4 separate regions of the Homo sapiens genome follow, and all the other regions are linked to region 2. A link is a contact called in ENCODE Hi-C or POLR2A ChIA-PET data. All regions are on one chromosome and are shown on one strand. The core of a region is the stretch at or near the end of the contact, and the rest is flanking DNA. Distances in the headings are between cores, read along the strand shown.

Evidence for each region. A loop is a pair of places that touch in the nucleus more often than their neighbours do. ChIA-PET counts read pairs that join two places held with the same protein, here RNA polymerase II (POLR2A). Pooled maps may share reads with other maps.
Region 1: a loop to region 2 is called in a map with no recorded cell type, with 19 times the contacts of the local background. The contact joins the promoter of DYNC2I1 here to the promoter of INSIG1 in region 2. A Hi-C loop is called at or near these places in 2 of 37 single-sample maps with no recorded cell type and 9 of 50 pooled maps. POLR2A ChIA-PET finds 5 or more read pairs at or near these places in 2 of 52 experiments (OCI-LY7 and activated T-cell).
Region 3: a loop to region 2 is called in a map of ascending aorta, with 12 times the contacts of the local background. The contact joins the promoter of GALNT11 here to the promoter of INSIG1 in region 2. A Hi-C loop is called at or near these places in 2 of 168 maps with a recorded cell type or tissue (ascending aorta and naive thymus-derived CD4-positive, alpha-beta T cell), 1 of 37 single-sample maps with no recorded cell type and 11 of 50 pooled maps.
Region 4: a map of B cell shows a loop between it and region 2 (23-fold over the local background). The contact joins the promoter of NCAPG2 here to the promoter of INSIG1 in region 2. A Hi-C loop is called at or near these places in 2 of 168 maps with a recorded cell type or tissue (B cell and naive thymus-derived CD4-positive, alpha-beta T cell), 5 of 37 single-sample maps with no recorded cell type and 12 of 50 pooled maps.

Annotation. Positions count from the first base shown.
Region 1 is chr7:158,854,777-158,858,014 of GRCh38, reverse strand. DYNC2I1 (dynein 2 intermediate chain 1) reads right to left here and starts at 1,457. Exons shown (of 25, transcript NM_018051.5): 1 at 1,265-1,457. The coding sequence starts at 1,279. LOC124901796 (a long non-coding RNA gene) reads left to right here and starts at 1,493. Exons shown (of 2, transcript XR_007060627.1): 1 at 1,493-1,634; 2 at 2,619-2,877. RefSeq lists an enhancer at 40-581 and a silencer at 932-1,401.
Region 2 is chr7:155,296,628-155,300,083 of GRCh38, reverse strand. It overlaps INSIG1 (insulin induced gene 1), which reads right to left and starts at 2,206. Exons shown (of 6, transcript NM_005542.6): 1 at 2,125-2,206; 2 at 1,387-1,825. The coding sequence starts at 1,798. INSIG1-DT (INSIG1 divergent transcript) reads left to right here and starts at 1,104. Exons shown (of 2, transcript NR_183448.1): 1 at 1,104-1,933. RefSeq lists enhancers at 681-750, 3,161-3,210 and a silencer at 1,871-2,700.
Region 3 is chr7:152,023,955-152,027,605 of GRCh38, reverse strand. GALNT11 (polypeptide N-acetylgalactosaminyltransferase 11) reads right to left here and starts at 1,932. Exons shown (of 12, transcript NM_022087.4): 1 at 1,722-1,932. RefSeq lists silencers at 1,398-2,097, 2,948-3,242.
Region 4 is chr7:158,703,260-158,706,964 of GRCh38, reverse strand. NCAPG2 (non-SMC condensin II complex subunit G2) reads left to right here and starts at 2,161. Exons shown (of 28, transcript NM_017760.7): 1 at 2,161-2,241. RefSeq lists silencers at 1,505-1,784, 1,905-1,994, 2,145-2,244 and an enhancer at 2,822-3,400.

The DNA.
Region 1 (3,238 bases), core at 208-2,707, 3.6 Mb before region 2:
GTTCGAGACCAGCCTGACCAACATGGAGAAACCCCATCCCTACTAAAAATACAAAAATTAGCCAGGCATAGTGGCACCTGCCTGTAATCCCAGCTACTCGGGAGGCTGAGGCAGGAGAATCGCTGGAACCCAGGAGTTGGAGGTTGCGGTGAGTAGAGATCGTGCCACTGTACTCCAGCCTGGGCGACAAGGGGAATTATCTTTAAAAAAAAAAAAAAAAAAAGGCCGGGTGCAGTGGCTCACGAAGTCAGGAGATCAAGACCATCCTGGCCAACACGGTGAAACCTCATCTCTACTAAAAATACAAAAATCAGCTGGGCTTGGTGGCGGACATCTGTAATCCCACCTACTCGGGAGACTGAGGCAGGAGAATCTCTTGAACCCTGGAGTCGGAGGTTGCAGTAAGCCAAGTTCGTGCCATTGCATTCCAGCCTGGTGACAGAGTGAGACTCCATCTCAAAAAAAAAAAAAAAACAAAAACCTAAGGTTTATATAACATAAAATACAAATTAAGGAGTATTATTCAACACATAAAGGTAAGTGATGGGGAAAAAATAATAGGAGTGAAGGTAGAAGAAAATGTATGCAAATTAAATTCCTCATCTTTCAGTGGGGAATCAATAGATAAGAATAATACAGTAATATCTAACATTTATTGAGTGTTAATGAAAGCAGGCACTGGTCTATGCACTTTTACACATAATATCTCACTTAACCTTCTTAAACACCCTATAATGTTGCTATTATTATTGTGCCCATTGAATGAATTAGGAAACAAGACATGTTAAGTGAGTTTGCCAAGGTCATACAAGTAAATACAAAATCCTGAATTCAAACTCAAGCACCCAGGCTGCACTCTCTCAACCTCTTAAACTGTGACAAGTCATATTTAAACTTAAGTCAGCTAAAATTTAATAAACTTTTAAATATGTCTCCTCAGCCACCCCGGCCCCGCAGCAGGGGCCGAGGCCGCCTCCAGGCCGGGCGCGAGGAGACGGGCCGCGGCGGCGACCCCAGGCCTGAGGCTGCACAGACCGCCTCTCCCGACCGCCGGGAGCCCGGCGTCCTGCCATCCCTCGCGCCGACGGCCAGCCGCGCCTCCGTTTCCCTTCCTGCCTCGGAGGCACCGCGGCTCCTCCGGGAAGCCCCGGCCCGGCCGAGAGAACCGCTGCGCAAAGGGAGGGCGGCGGCGGCGCTGCTAGCGGCGCCCGAAGGAGTCCGCGAAGCTCGACCACCCCTCGCCCAGACCCAGCGCCGCACCGACCTTCCCGGGCTCCATCGCTTCCCGCAGGCCCGGGCGGCCGCGGTGTCCTCGGCCCCGGCCAGGCGCGGTCCACCCCGAAGAGGCCACCTGTGCCCCGCACCCTTCGGGAGGCGCGTCCCAGCGCCTAGCAACCGACAAGCAGGAGCAGCAGAGGGCCCAGAAGCACTGCCCAGCGTGCCCTGCGGCCTCTCCCAGTGCGCCTGCGCATCCCCGGCATTTTTAGCACCTGGCAGGCAGGAGCAGGGGAAGGCCGAGTGGTCGCTGCTCGGCGTGCCCGCGGCCCCTCCCAATGCGCCTGCGCTTCCCCGGCTCCTAGCAACCGCCAGGCAGGAGCAGCAGAGGACCGAGCGGTCGTTGGTCTCCCCAAGGGGTAGGTGCAGTACCCTGACTTGGGGTGCAGGGGCTCTTGACTCGCCCCAACCCGCCCCGGGTTCCCACGGGACCGGACTGACAGTCGGGGAAGATAGAAAGGGAGAGCAGATATTGAAAAGAGCTTTACGTTTGAGGCCGAGCGCGGTGGCTCACCCCTGTAATCCCAGCACTTTGGGAGGCGGAGGCGGGTGGATCATGAGGTCAGGAGATCGAGACCATCCTGGCTAACACGGTGAAACCCCGTCTCTACTAAAAATACAAAAAAAAAAAATAGCTGGGCGCAGTAGCAGGCGCCTGTAGTCCCAGCTACTCGGGAGGCTGAGGCAGAAGGATGGCGTGAACCTGGGAGACGGAGCTTGCAGTGAGCGGAGATCACGCCACTGCACTCCAACCTGGGCGACAGAGCGAGACTCTGTCTCAAAAAAAAAAAAAAAAAAAAGAAAAGAGCTTTACATTTGAATAAGGCTTTGCACTTAACAAATTATATTCCCATATGTCGTCTTTTGATAAAAACAAGCAGTAAGGTAGGCAGGAATCAACGTTGAGAGACTGTTTTTATACAACACGTAAGGGAAAATCAAAAACTCTCAGGACCTCCGAACTCCTTCAGCCAAAGGGAAAGTTAGGGCTGAAAGCCTGAAACCGCCTTTTCAAAATTATGACTGAGGCAGTAAAAGAGGTGTAACTTAACCCACAGCATCTTGCTTCTGACCTCCAAGCTGTGCTTGTTCCTTCCTGGCAGTAGGCTGAACTAACTTTGGGAGAAACTTAGTTTATATTTTATAATTTAAACACAGACGGTAACAGCCCTTTCCCAAAGCAGGCCTTCTTGCCTGGGGACTTGATTGCCTTTGTAGGACTGATGTTAGCCACAAGATTAGAAATTACGTTTTAGGAGTAGTTTCTAATATGCAGCTGGAGGCTACAATATTCTGACCCTCCCTAAACTGCTCCTAAGATCAGTGCTTGAGATATTTTGCAGAACCTGCACTTGATGGATCAGCTGGCACCACCCAGATCAATAAACTGGCTCATCAGATCTTGTGGCCCCTCACCCAGGAACTGATAAGGGCAAGAAGACCGCTTTGACTCCCTATGATTTCATCTCTGACCAATCAGCACTCCTGGCTCACTGGCTTCCCCCCACCCAAGTTATCCTTGAAAACTCTGATCCCTGAATGCTTCAATGCTCAAGGAGATGGATTTGAGTAATAATAAAACTCTAGTCTCCTGCACAGCCAGCTCTGTGTAAATTACTCTTTCTCTATTGCAATTCCCCCATCTCGATAGGCTCTGTCTAGGCAGCGGGCAAGGTGAACCCCTTGGGTGGTTGCAAGCCGAGTCGCCCAACACCCTCTTCCAAATGCACAGCTGTTGCTTTGCAGGCTGCAAGGCTCCTGCCAGCCAGGCCCCCGTGAAGGCAGGGCCGGGCACCTTGGCCCCCACCAGTCTCCCAGGTGTAAATGTTTTGCCAGCCTGGAGACCTTTCAAGATGTGTGTCCTCACTTAAACAAAGACACGCCAATTGTAACTTTAGATCTGCAACTTAAGTCTGAAACTACCTCTGCAAGAATTAGAACTGAGAAAATTATGACAGTGAAA
Region 2 (3,456 bases), core at 957-3,456:
TAGTACAGCCACATAAAGTGTTTCGAAAAACGAAAGAGGATCCCGTCCCTCCGAGAACAAATATGAAAACATTCTACCCACTACTTAATAATTACAGACACCTGTCCTAGTTCTTCAACACGGAGCCCTCTGTTAATCTGCTACAAACCTCTCTGCTGCTTGCTGTTTTCAGTGAGTCAACTGAGGCAATGTGTTTCCACAGTGCAGGAGACACACCTACCAAGGCAGCAGGAGCAGTTACCAACGATGGCTTGGCCCCTTTCTACCTGCGCACCCTTGGATGTGACTTCACCTGTGATTCAGTTGCCACATCTATAAATGAAGCTACACATGGTATTGCTGTAAGGAATGAACACAGCAAAGCATCTGAAGCCTATGGTCAGCAGTCAGCTGACAAACGTCAGCCACAAAGCAAACAGGATGCTCCCTGCACTGCACTGGAGTCACTGACATACTGGTTTGTTTTCCCCACCAGACTCTAAGCTGCTTAAGGATAGGGGCTTGTGGTGCTCACTTTTGGATTAACATTTCAACAGCTTATAGAGTTGAGGTTGCAGAAAGCACCCGACAAGCTCGTTAAATAAACAAATGCTGTGTGACTACAGGAGCAGTAAGTGATCTGCTGAGCCAAGATCAACTCAACATTTCTATAAAAGCGGTTCAATGATAGCCAAGAAAGTCTAGTACACACACCCAGCAGTCCCCGTGTCCACAGTTCAGACTGACTCAGTGTTACGTTGTACAGCATCTATGCTACTGCTTGGGTGTACGAAAATCTAAACGCCGTAAGGGGGTTACTCTTTTCCTTAAGAACGTAATCTACAGAGCTCTAACAGTTCAGGGTGTAGGCGGTTTGGCTTCAGACCACAGTTTACTCAGCGACCCGGCAAAAGGAAGTGCTGAGAAGTTGCTCCCCTGGCAACCGCCTCCTGAACCCATGTGACGGGTTTGTTTTCAGTTATCCAGCAGGGTAGCATGTTTGCTGCCGCGACCAATGGCCTTTCAGTCCCGCTGCTCACCAGTTCCCCAGGCGGCCAATCCGGGGCGGCTGGCGCGGGATGACAGCTGGGGCTGTACCCGGACGCCAGGAGGGAAGGGCCCTCAGTCAGCTTGGCACAGCACCTGCTTGAACAGCCAATTATCTCCCTGCCTCATCTCCATCACTGTGCTTCCTCAAACTTCAGAGAGCTGTGGCCCGAACCCGCCCTCGGGGGTGCCAGGTCCTCTCTACCCCTCCTTCATTTCTCTAAATCCCAAGACTGGAGATGCACACTTTCAATCTGTGGATAGTTCCAGTTTCAAATGCATGTTTCTTATAGGCTGAAAAGTACTTTCAACCGAAAAGACACCCTTTTTACTTCCAGAAGAACCAGGAGGGGTACTCACCAGCTGCTGTCCCGCAGCAGGGAGGGACCCACCAGGCGGAGGAAAAGATGGTGGCGATCACCTCCTCGGGGAAGAGAGTGACATTCCTCTGGATCTGCAGCAGGTTGAGCACCAGGGCTAGGACCACCCCAACCGAGAAGAGCACGAGGCTCCTCTGCAACAGGCGATGATGCCAGGTGTTGGGGTAGGGGCTGCCGGGCTCGGGGCCGCTCATCGCAGCACTGCGGCCCCTGGGCGCGGGGTCAGCGTCCGGGGCACCGTGGGCCGCCAGCAGGGAGGGCCCGGACACGGAAACGTTGATCATCTCCCCAACCTTGGCCGCCAGCCCCGCGGCGCTGGCTCGCGGGGGGCCTCGGCGCCTCGCGCTGTGCGCACAGGAGCAGCTCCAGAAGTGGTCGTGCAATCTGGGCATCGGTCACACGCGTCCAAGAGGCGCTTCCTGGAAGAAGGGGGTCATCAAGTTCACTCAGAAGAGACAAAGAGCGAGGAAGGCCCCGCGGGACGCGAACCCCGGCACCCGGGCCAGGCGGCAGCGCCGCCCCCCAAGGTTAGACCCCCGTGCGCCCGCCCGGGGCCAGCGGCGGACGGGACCCGCGCTCACAGCGAGCAGCATCCCCGGCCCCAGCGGGACCCGCGTCCCAAAGACCCAACAGGGCCCGCGCCCGCCTACCTCCGGGGAGGACCGGCTGCTGCGCGACCAAAGCCCGCCCGCGACCCCTATCCCAGCCGGCCGCGTACCTGGCCGAGAGGCGCCCGCCCGCCGGCTCTCCGAACGGAGGCGGGGCGGGGGAAAGGAGGAGTCACGGCCCGGGACGGCCGCAGCGCCTGGCGGGCGCGCGGGTTTATATGGCGGGCCGCGGGGCCCGCATCACGTGAGCCTGCCCGGCCTACCCACCGCCCGCGCGCACCGCCCAGGGGCGTGGCCTGAGCTTGCCCCGCCCCGCCCGCGAGCCCGTCCGCACGCGGTCTGGTGAGGCGGCCGCAACCAATGGGAGGCCGGCGGCCCATATGACGTGCGCACACGCCACCGCCGGCCCGCGCGCACTCGGGCGGGAGCCTCGGCACGGACTGCGGGGCGCGTGGCGGCTGCGGGGCACGCGGGCCCGAGCGGGACTGGCCGGCTGCGAGTGGGCGGCCGCGGAGCTGGGGCCTGGGAGGGGACGGTCCTGCCGGGAGGAGGCGGAGGCAGGACAGGGTGGGGTTGCGGGCCCGGCGCCGCCCCTCCCGGCTCCTGGCTCCCCTCGCCTGGTGTCCCGCGCCTGGCCGGGAGGCGGCGGGTCTCGATCGCGCGGGCCTCCCTGGAGGGGCGCGGGCTCTGGCGGCGGGGAGGCCCCTGCTCAGCGCAATGGCGGGCTTGCATCCTTGGGTGATTTTTTCGGGCCCCTTGTGGCCTTTGCTCACGCCTAGAGAGCAAACCACCCGCACCACCCAGGAGCAGATAAAATCGAGACCACAGCCTCCAAGGGAGCGCGCCTCCATCCTGTTTGCCCCTCGGGTCGCCGTCTGAGGGCGGGCCCGTGCCCGCTCAGAGCCTACATCCGAGTCGTATAAAGCGCTGACAGCAGAGAAAGCTGCGGCTTTGCTCCGTGCAGATGAGCAGGGGCTGAGGGAGGACGCTGTGCTCTCAGTAGCCGCGCTTGGCCCGGGGACCCTGCAGGCTTAGAAACGTGAGTCACGCCTGCAGCGTGGCGAGGAAACGCCGTTGATGTGGCATCCTCAGCCTGGGGTTGTGGCTTTAAGCCAGAAGGTCAAAAAAAGAAGTCTTCCTGAGCTGAGACTGCCCTGAGTCGCTTTAGGGGCGAAATTCCGAGCATCCGGTTGCATTTCCTGAGGATGACACGCGTGGTGGGTGTGGACGGCCTACAGGGGTCCATCCTCAGCGGCCCCTCTGCAGGGCAGTCTCGCTCTCACTCTCCCAGCTGACTCCTCTCAAGCCTGTTAACCATTGTACACGTTCCCAAGGACTCCAAGCAGGTTGGACTTCAGGGAACATTGCAGTTTGGGTCTTGGCCATTGTTTACACTCCACCTTGCATAAGTGCTTGAGGATCACACAACCAGATACGTAGAT
Region 3 (3,651 bases), core at 683-3,182, 3.3 Mb after region 2:
TACAGAGGACTATAAAACCCCTTCCTCACTTGGGGCTGATGCTATTATAAAACCCATTCCTCACTTGGGGCTGATGCCATTTAGGCATAAACCCGTCTGCACCCAGGCGCTTATTAAAACAGCATGTTGCTCCACACCGCCTCATGTCGTGGGGGTTGTTGGTGCGTCATCGGGGTTCAAACCAATACAAGAGCCTTGCAGGTTGTTTGTAGCACTAACAAAGGATAAATGCTTGAGAAGATGGATACCCTGCTTATCCTGATGTGATTATGCATTCTATGCCATATCAAATATCTCATGTACCTATAAATACATATGCCTACTATGTACCCACAAAAATTAAAAATAAATTTTTTTGAGATGGAGTCTCGCTCTGTCACCCAGGATGGAGTGCAGTGGCGTGATCTCGGCTCACTGCAAGCTCTGCCTCCTCGATTCACGCCATTCTCCTGCCTCAGCCTCCCAAGTAGCTGGGATTACAGGCGCCTGCCACCACGCCCGGCTTATTTTTTGTATTTTTAGTAGAGACGGGATTTCACCGTGTTAGCCAGGATGGTCTTGATCTCCTGACCTCGTGATCCGCTCGCCTTGGCCTTCCAAAGTGCTGGGATTACAGGCGTGAGCCACCGCACCCGGCTAATAAAAAAATTTTTAAAGAGATTTATTCTGAGCGAAATGAGTGTCTATGGCCCATGACACTGCCCTCAAGAGATCCTGAGAGCATGTACCCAAGGTGGTGGGGGCACAGCCTAGTTTTATACATTGTAGGGGAACATGAGTCTTCAATCAAATACAGGTATAGACTAGTTCGGGCAGGAAAGGTGGGACAACTCAAAGTGGCGGCTTCCAGGTCATGGGTAAGATGAGAGACAAACGGCTACATTCTTTTGAGCCTCTGCTCTGCCTTTTACTGAACACACAATTTACGCCATGGGGCAGGCAGAGGAATAGCCACTTGTGCCTTAGTCTGGCTCAGTGAATCTGCATTTTTACATAAATACAGGGCAGAGGAAGCCGTCAGACATGCATCTGTCTCAGGTGAGCAGAAGGATGACTTGAGTTCTGTCCCTGTTCCTCACCTGCGAAGACAAGCTGTCAATTTACACTGCCAGGGTGCAATTCCACACAACTGTTTCAGGGTAAAGATGTGGAGGTCCACAGCGAATTTCCTCCTGGCCAAAGGGTGAGGGAGCTGTGTGGCTTTTTATCTTTGCAGCTGTCTTAGGAACAAAACTTAGGGGCAGGTTTGCCTGACGCAGCTCCCAGCTTGACTTTGGCTTAGTGATTTGGGGTCCCGAGATTAAATTTCCTTCCACACTATTCTCCCTAGTTTTGTGTATGTGTGAACTATTCTATTTCTGGGCACTTTTAATTTTAAAAAGTGGACAATACTGATCTGGACTTCATTTTAGGAAATGCTGGGGGAGGCTGCAGGATCAGGTGTGCCTCCGTCCTAAATACGCGAAAACGAGGCCAGCGCCCTGGTCCTCGCCCCCACGCCCGCGAACAAGCCTCAGGAGACGCTGGGGGAGGCGCGGGGGCAGCGGCGTCTCCCGGAGACACGAGCCTCGCCCAGGGGGCGTGCGGGAGCCCAGGACCCGCGGGGAGCCAGGCGCTGCCCCGCCGCCGCCCCCAGCCTGCCCAGGCCCCGCGCGCCGCCGCCGCCGCAGCTCTCGAGGTGCTGAGGGACGCCGGGAGGCCGCCGCCTAGAGGGTACTCACCGCCTTGCCCGCAGCCCAGGATCGCCGCCTTCTGGGACTCGGGCTGCGGCATCTTCTCTCCCGCCACAGCCCCAGTCCGACCCGCAGGAGCGGCGCGGGCTGAACTGCCCCGGGGCCCAGCAGCCAGGCGTCGCGCAGGCGCTGGGCGCAGTGGCGGCCGCGCCTCCTCAGGCCCAGGGCCCTCGCCCAGTCCCCGAGCCGCTGCCTCCGCCCAGCGCCGCGCGTCCGCCGGCGCCGCGTGACAGGCGGCCCCGCCCCCGCGCCGCGGTGACGAAACCTCTCGCTGCCCTGACGTCACCGGCCGCCGCGCGCTGAGTCCTCCCTAGCGTTCGCGCAGAGGCGCCGCGCGTGGCCTGGCTCCTGTTGTCTGTCACCCGCGGTCTCAAAAGACCCCATTAATGACAAATGCCCTGCCTGTGGCCCCGGCTACTCCGGAGGCTGAGGCGGGAGCAGCGCTTGAGCCCGGGAGCTCTGCGCTGTATGCGCTGTGCCCATTGCGCGGCGACACGCATCTGTGTTCCGCATCGGTGTGGTGACCTCCCGGGAGCAGGGACCACCAGGTTCCCCAAGGAGTGGGGAACTGGCCCAGCTCGGAAACCGGGCAGGGCAAAACTCCTGTGCTGATCGGTAGCGGGATCGCGCCTGTGAATAGCCACTGCCCTCCAGCCTGGGCAATACAGCGAGACCCCATAAGTGAAAAAAAAAAAAAAAGACAAATGCCCTTAAACATATTAAAAGAAGTTAAACGCCACTTGTGATAGAAGAAAATGTAGATTAAGGTGTAAAGAGAGAAGTGGTGAAAAAAACACTCATACCTTGGTGATAATAGTGCAATGTATACAAATACCATAAAAGGGGAATTGGCAATTTTTAAGAAAAATGGTGTGGGCATTCATCTTTGGCCAATAATGCCAAGTTATATTGAAGAATATCTTAATACTAATCTTCTTTGCATTTCTGAAATAAATCCCACTTGGTTAAGAATATTTTTGAACTTTTTTAAAGAACTCATTGCTTCACAATTAAAGTCTGATGGGGTACACGCGTAGCAATGGAGGAACTTCTACAGCTACTATAAATTAAAGAGCACCACCTGAACCAAAGTAGTGGCCTTCTTGAGCTGAACTGAGCTAACCACATTCCCCAGCCCCTCTTCCACAGATACCCCATGGGGTTGTCAGGGTGTAGGGGATGCCATGTTGTACCACCCAGGTTTCCCCTTAAGGACTGAGGACTCATTTCTCCAGTTGTTGGGTGTGTAGGCCGCTGATGGCCCCCAGCTGAGTCTTGTGGCCACTTCCCTCAGCCAAAGAGAACTGCTGCTGGGTGCCAAGTTGAATGCTTTTGACTCCTTCTACCATGCTTGTGTCTTGATTGGAGATTGACAGATATTTCAGGTACTGGTTTCTCTTGCAAGGGCAGTGCAGACAGCACACAGGTATCTTTGCCCAGTTTCCTTCAATGGTTGCAGCTCATGTAAAATATACATAGTATAATATCAAATAAGCGTCATTGGGGATCAATCCTGCTGGGATCCCCCTCAGAAACTATTCACAGCAGTGGCAGGCAAACTAGGGCAAAGTCTACTAGGTATATTTAAAAGTGTATTACAAGTTTATTTAAATACATAAATATGTTTCCAGAAAGTAATCCTTCCAACTACCTAAACTAGTAATGAAAAATGTTAAATATCACCTTAAATATGTATAAGGGGATACTAAGTTCTTGTATTTAAACCTTATTATTTTAGTATATACTCAAGCAAAAGAGTTTGAAGACCAGACCTTTAGGGCCTCACTACTCAAATGGTGGTCCAGCAACAAGCGACACCAACGTCACCTGGAGTGTGTTAGAAATGGGGAGTCTTGTGCTCCACCTACTTAATTAAAATCTGCATTTTTACCAAGATTTCCAGGTGATTTATACACAA
Region 4 (3,705 bases), core at 912-3,411, 3.4 Mb before region 2:
CCTGGCTCACCCTTGGCAGGCGTGGGATCTGGGTTGGTAGTGCAAGCCGAGTGCAACCTGCTGGGCTGAGTGGGCTCGAGCAAAACTCTAGCAGAGGCACCGCTGGCCACGGAGGTTTCTAGCTGGTGAAGCGATACCCAAAGGATCCTATGACATTAGTGGCTGCATGGGCAGGTGCATTGGGGGTGCACTGGGCGCTCCTGCTGCCCTGCTTCCACGTGCCTCTGAGCACTGCACTACATAGACATTTAGGCCTCATAACAACCCCCTAGAGGAGGCTGAGCTCTGCATTATACAGACATTTAGGCCTCATAACAACCCCCTAGAGGAGGCTCAGTACTTAAGTAGGTCCCATTTGATAGATGAGGAAACTGAGGCTCAGTCGTCCATGGCTTGTCAAAGGTCACCAGCTAGTGAGCACAGAACCAGGTTAGCCCAGGTGGTACAGCTTCAGAGCTCACATGCGTAACTTGTTACATTATTCCTACTCAGGAAGTGGAAACCCCAGGAACAGATGGCTGATTGGAGGAGGGACCAGCATAAGGAAAGGGGCAGGATTCAGGGGTGGGAGGGGAAGTCGATATCTGTTTTGGATGCATGTCAGCACCAGCGTGGGAGTAGGCAGTGAGCTGTTGAAAATTCTGGAGTTCAGAAATAACCGTGTCTTGCAAATCCAGATGCAGAGGTCACTGCTTGAAGGTGGCAGTTTGCACCTTGGATATGAAGGAAATTGCTAAGAAGAAAGCAGTGAGAAGATGAGGGCACCAAAATTCAAGAAATGGCAGGGAAGGATCTGTGTATGGAGGGAGGAGGAGGTCAGAGGTGGCTGGAGCCCCAGGATGAAATAGGCAATGTTAGATATCGGCCACCTGTTGACAAGGGTCCCAGACTCAGCATCCTCTGAGTGGGTCTTCTCCCTCCCCTCTGCAGCCTGCCTTGCTTCACTGTTGCAAGCTTCCTAGTAAACCAGTCTTCTCCCTGCTATAATTTTATATTGCTTGTTGAAACGATATTCCAACAAGTAACATAAATATTTTTGATATACTAGGCTAAATAAAACATATTTAAAAATTAATGTCACCTATTTATCTTCATTTTTCTAATGTGGTCACTAGAAATTTACAAGTGCACTTGTGGCTCCCATGATGTTCCTATTGGTTGGTGCTGTGCTCCCACAGTGCAACGACTTCAATCTCGCCAAGACCTCTGGCTTGAGTTAAGCCAGGAAAACAGATACCACTCTAGACATCTCAAGCATGAAAGAATATAGCTCCAGGGAAGGCCAAGTCCTCACGAAGGGATGCAGAGCTCGGTGGTAAAGAGCACCGTTTTCTAAGAATTTGCTTTCAACAAAAATTGGGAACGCCCAATCAAGTTATTCGCTGACACAAATTAAAAGAGATTGATACATCAGTATGTGATTTTGGCATTTAAGTCCAAAGAATTGAATGACATTGCTACTCCTCCTTCACACGGGTGCCTCCGAGGGTCCCCGCTAAGGCCTCTCCCTCTCCACCCTATGGGCAGCTGACCTGCCGGGGGCCTCACCTGCTGGAGGAGCAACTGCAGGAGAAGCACCTGTTAGGGGCCGCACCTGGCCGGAGGGGCTCCTGCGGGGGAAGCACCTGCCCAGGGTGCACCTACCGTGTGCAGGCTGCGGACCACCCGGACAGGTGCCCCCTCGGCAGGGAGGGCGGTCACGGGGGCCGGCCAGGTCGGGGTGGGGTCCTCCCGGGGATCCAGACACGGCCCTGTGGCCTCTCCCCGCCCCAAGCCTTTCCTTTCTCTCCCCCTCTCTCTCTTCCTCTCCTTCCTCCTTCCCACAACACCGCCCGCTCGCAGCGCCCCGCCCTCTCCTGGACCGCGCACTCCCTCCGCGGAGGCCCCAGGACGCGCACGAGCGCGCAGTGGACGTCGGCGCGCGGACCGGGCATGGGTTCCCCAGCTGTGGCGCCCCGCGTGCGCGTTCCGTAGTGCCCGGTAGGGCACTGGGCTTAGCTGCTCGAGGCCGCGCCCTAAGAGGCGGGGCATAGACAGGAAGAAGACTGGCGGGCATGTGGGCGGGGCATGATCTGGAGGCGGGGCGGGCCGGGCGTGTGGGCGAGGCCCGAGGCTCGCGGCGCCCCAGCTCTCGCGAGAGCGGCGCCTGATGACGACCGGGAGGGCGGGGCCCGTCTGGGGCGCCGGCGGGTGCGTTTGAATCTGGTCCGAGCGCGGGAAACGGCGGGTCCCCGAGCCCAGGTAAGAGCTGCGGTGCCGAGCCGGGATTGGGTTCAGAGCAGGGGCTGGGAAGTAGCAGGGATCGGGCGGGAAGCCCCTCCTCGGCTGGTCGGGGTCCCAGCCTCCCCTCCCCTAAGGAGGCGGCCGACCTGCGTGCGGGCAGTGCTGCCTCTGACGGAACTGGACGGAACTGGCGACCCCGGGCCATCCCCCCTACCCAGCTCAGCGACGCCCGTCCTTCTTGTCCGTGTCGGAGGAAAATCCCAGCCCCGGGCGCGGGCACTGCCCTCAGAGAGCGACCCCCCAGCCCTGAGCATGGGCACCGTCCTCAGAGAGTGTCCCCTCAGTCCTGGGCATGGGCACTGCCCTCAGAGAGCGACCTCCTCTGTCCTGGGCATGGGAACTGCCCTCAGAGAGTGTCCCCTCAGTCCTGGGCATGGGCACTACCCTCAGAGAGCGACCCCCTCAGTCCTGAGCATGGGCACTGCCCTCAGAGAGCGTCCCCTCAGTCCTGGGCATGGGCACTACCCTCAGAGAGCGACCCCCTCAGTCCTGAGCATGGGCACTGCCCTCAGAGAGCGACCCCCTCAGTCCTGGGCATGGGCACTGCCCTCAGAGAGCGTCCCCTCAGTCCTGGGCATGGGCACTACCCTCAGAGAGCGACCCCCTCAGTCCTGAGCATGGGCACTGCCCTCAGAGAGCGTCCCCTCAGTCCTGGGCATGGGCACTGCCCTCAGAGAGCGACCCCCTCTGTCCTGGGCATGGGAACTGCCCTCAGAGAGAGTCCCCTCAGTCCTGGGTGTCGGTACTGCCCTTAGAGAGAGTCCCCCTGAGCCCTGGGTGTAGGCACTGCCCTCAGAGAGTATCTCCCCAGCTGTGGACGTGGGCATTGTCCTCAGAGACATCAGTCTCCTGAACTCTTGTTGCTGGTTTGGTGCCTCTTGTTGTGTCCATGAGGAAGGAGTTTGGGGACGGAGTGGGAAGTCACAGGTGGTGAGAAGGTAACAGGGATTTCTTCTTTTTAATGCTCATCTTGATTTAGTACCAGACCTCCTGTGCGAAGAGTAACCTGCTCTTCGGACTGATAACTGGATGGTGAGATGACTCCTTACCTTGAAAGTAGCATTCTGGCTGCAGGGCTGAGGTCTTATGCACATATGGTACAAGAAACATGGAATATTGCCACTTTGGGAGATAGATTGAAAAATTAACCATTAAAAAATTACAGTCACTAATATAAGAGGGAAAATGGGAAATATAGGAATAAGTTTGGTAGTCTAGAGGAAGTGTATTACTGTAAGTTGGACTAACATGCCAAAGAGGTACACTTGGAAATAGAGCAAACAAGAAAAGTGACCAGAACTATGAAAAAGTGGAGAGTGTTCACAGACTTGCCGGGCGAAGATGTATGATTCCATGTGTTTGCTGCACCTTATTGGATTATTTTTCTAAAATCATGAATTTGTCCTAGCCACTATTCATTAT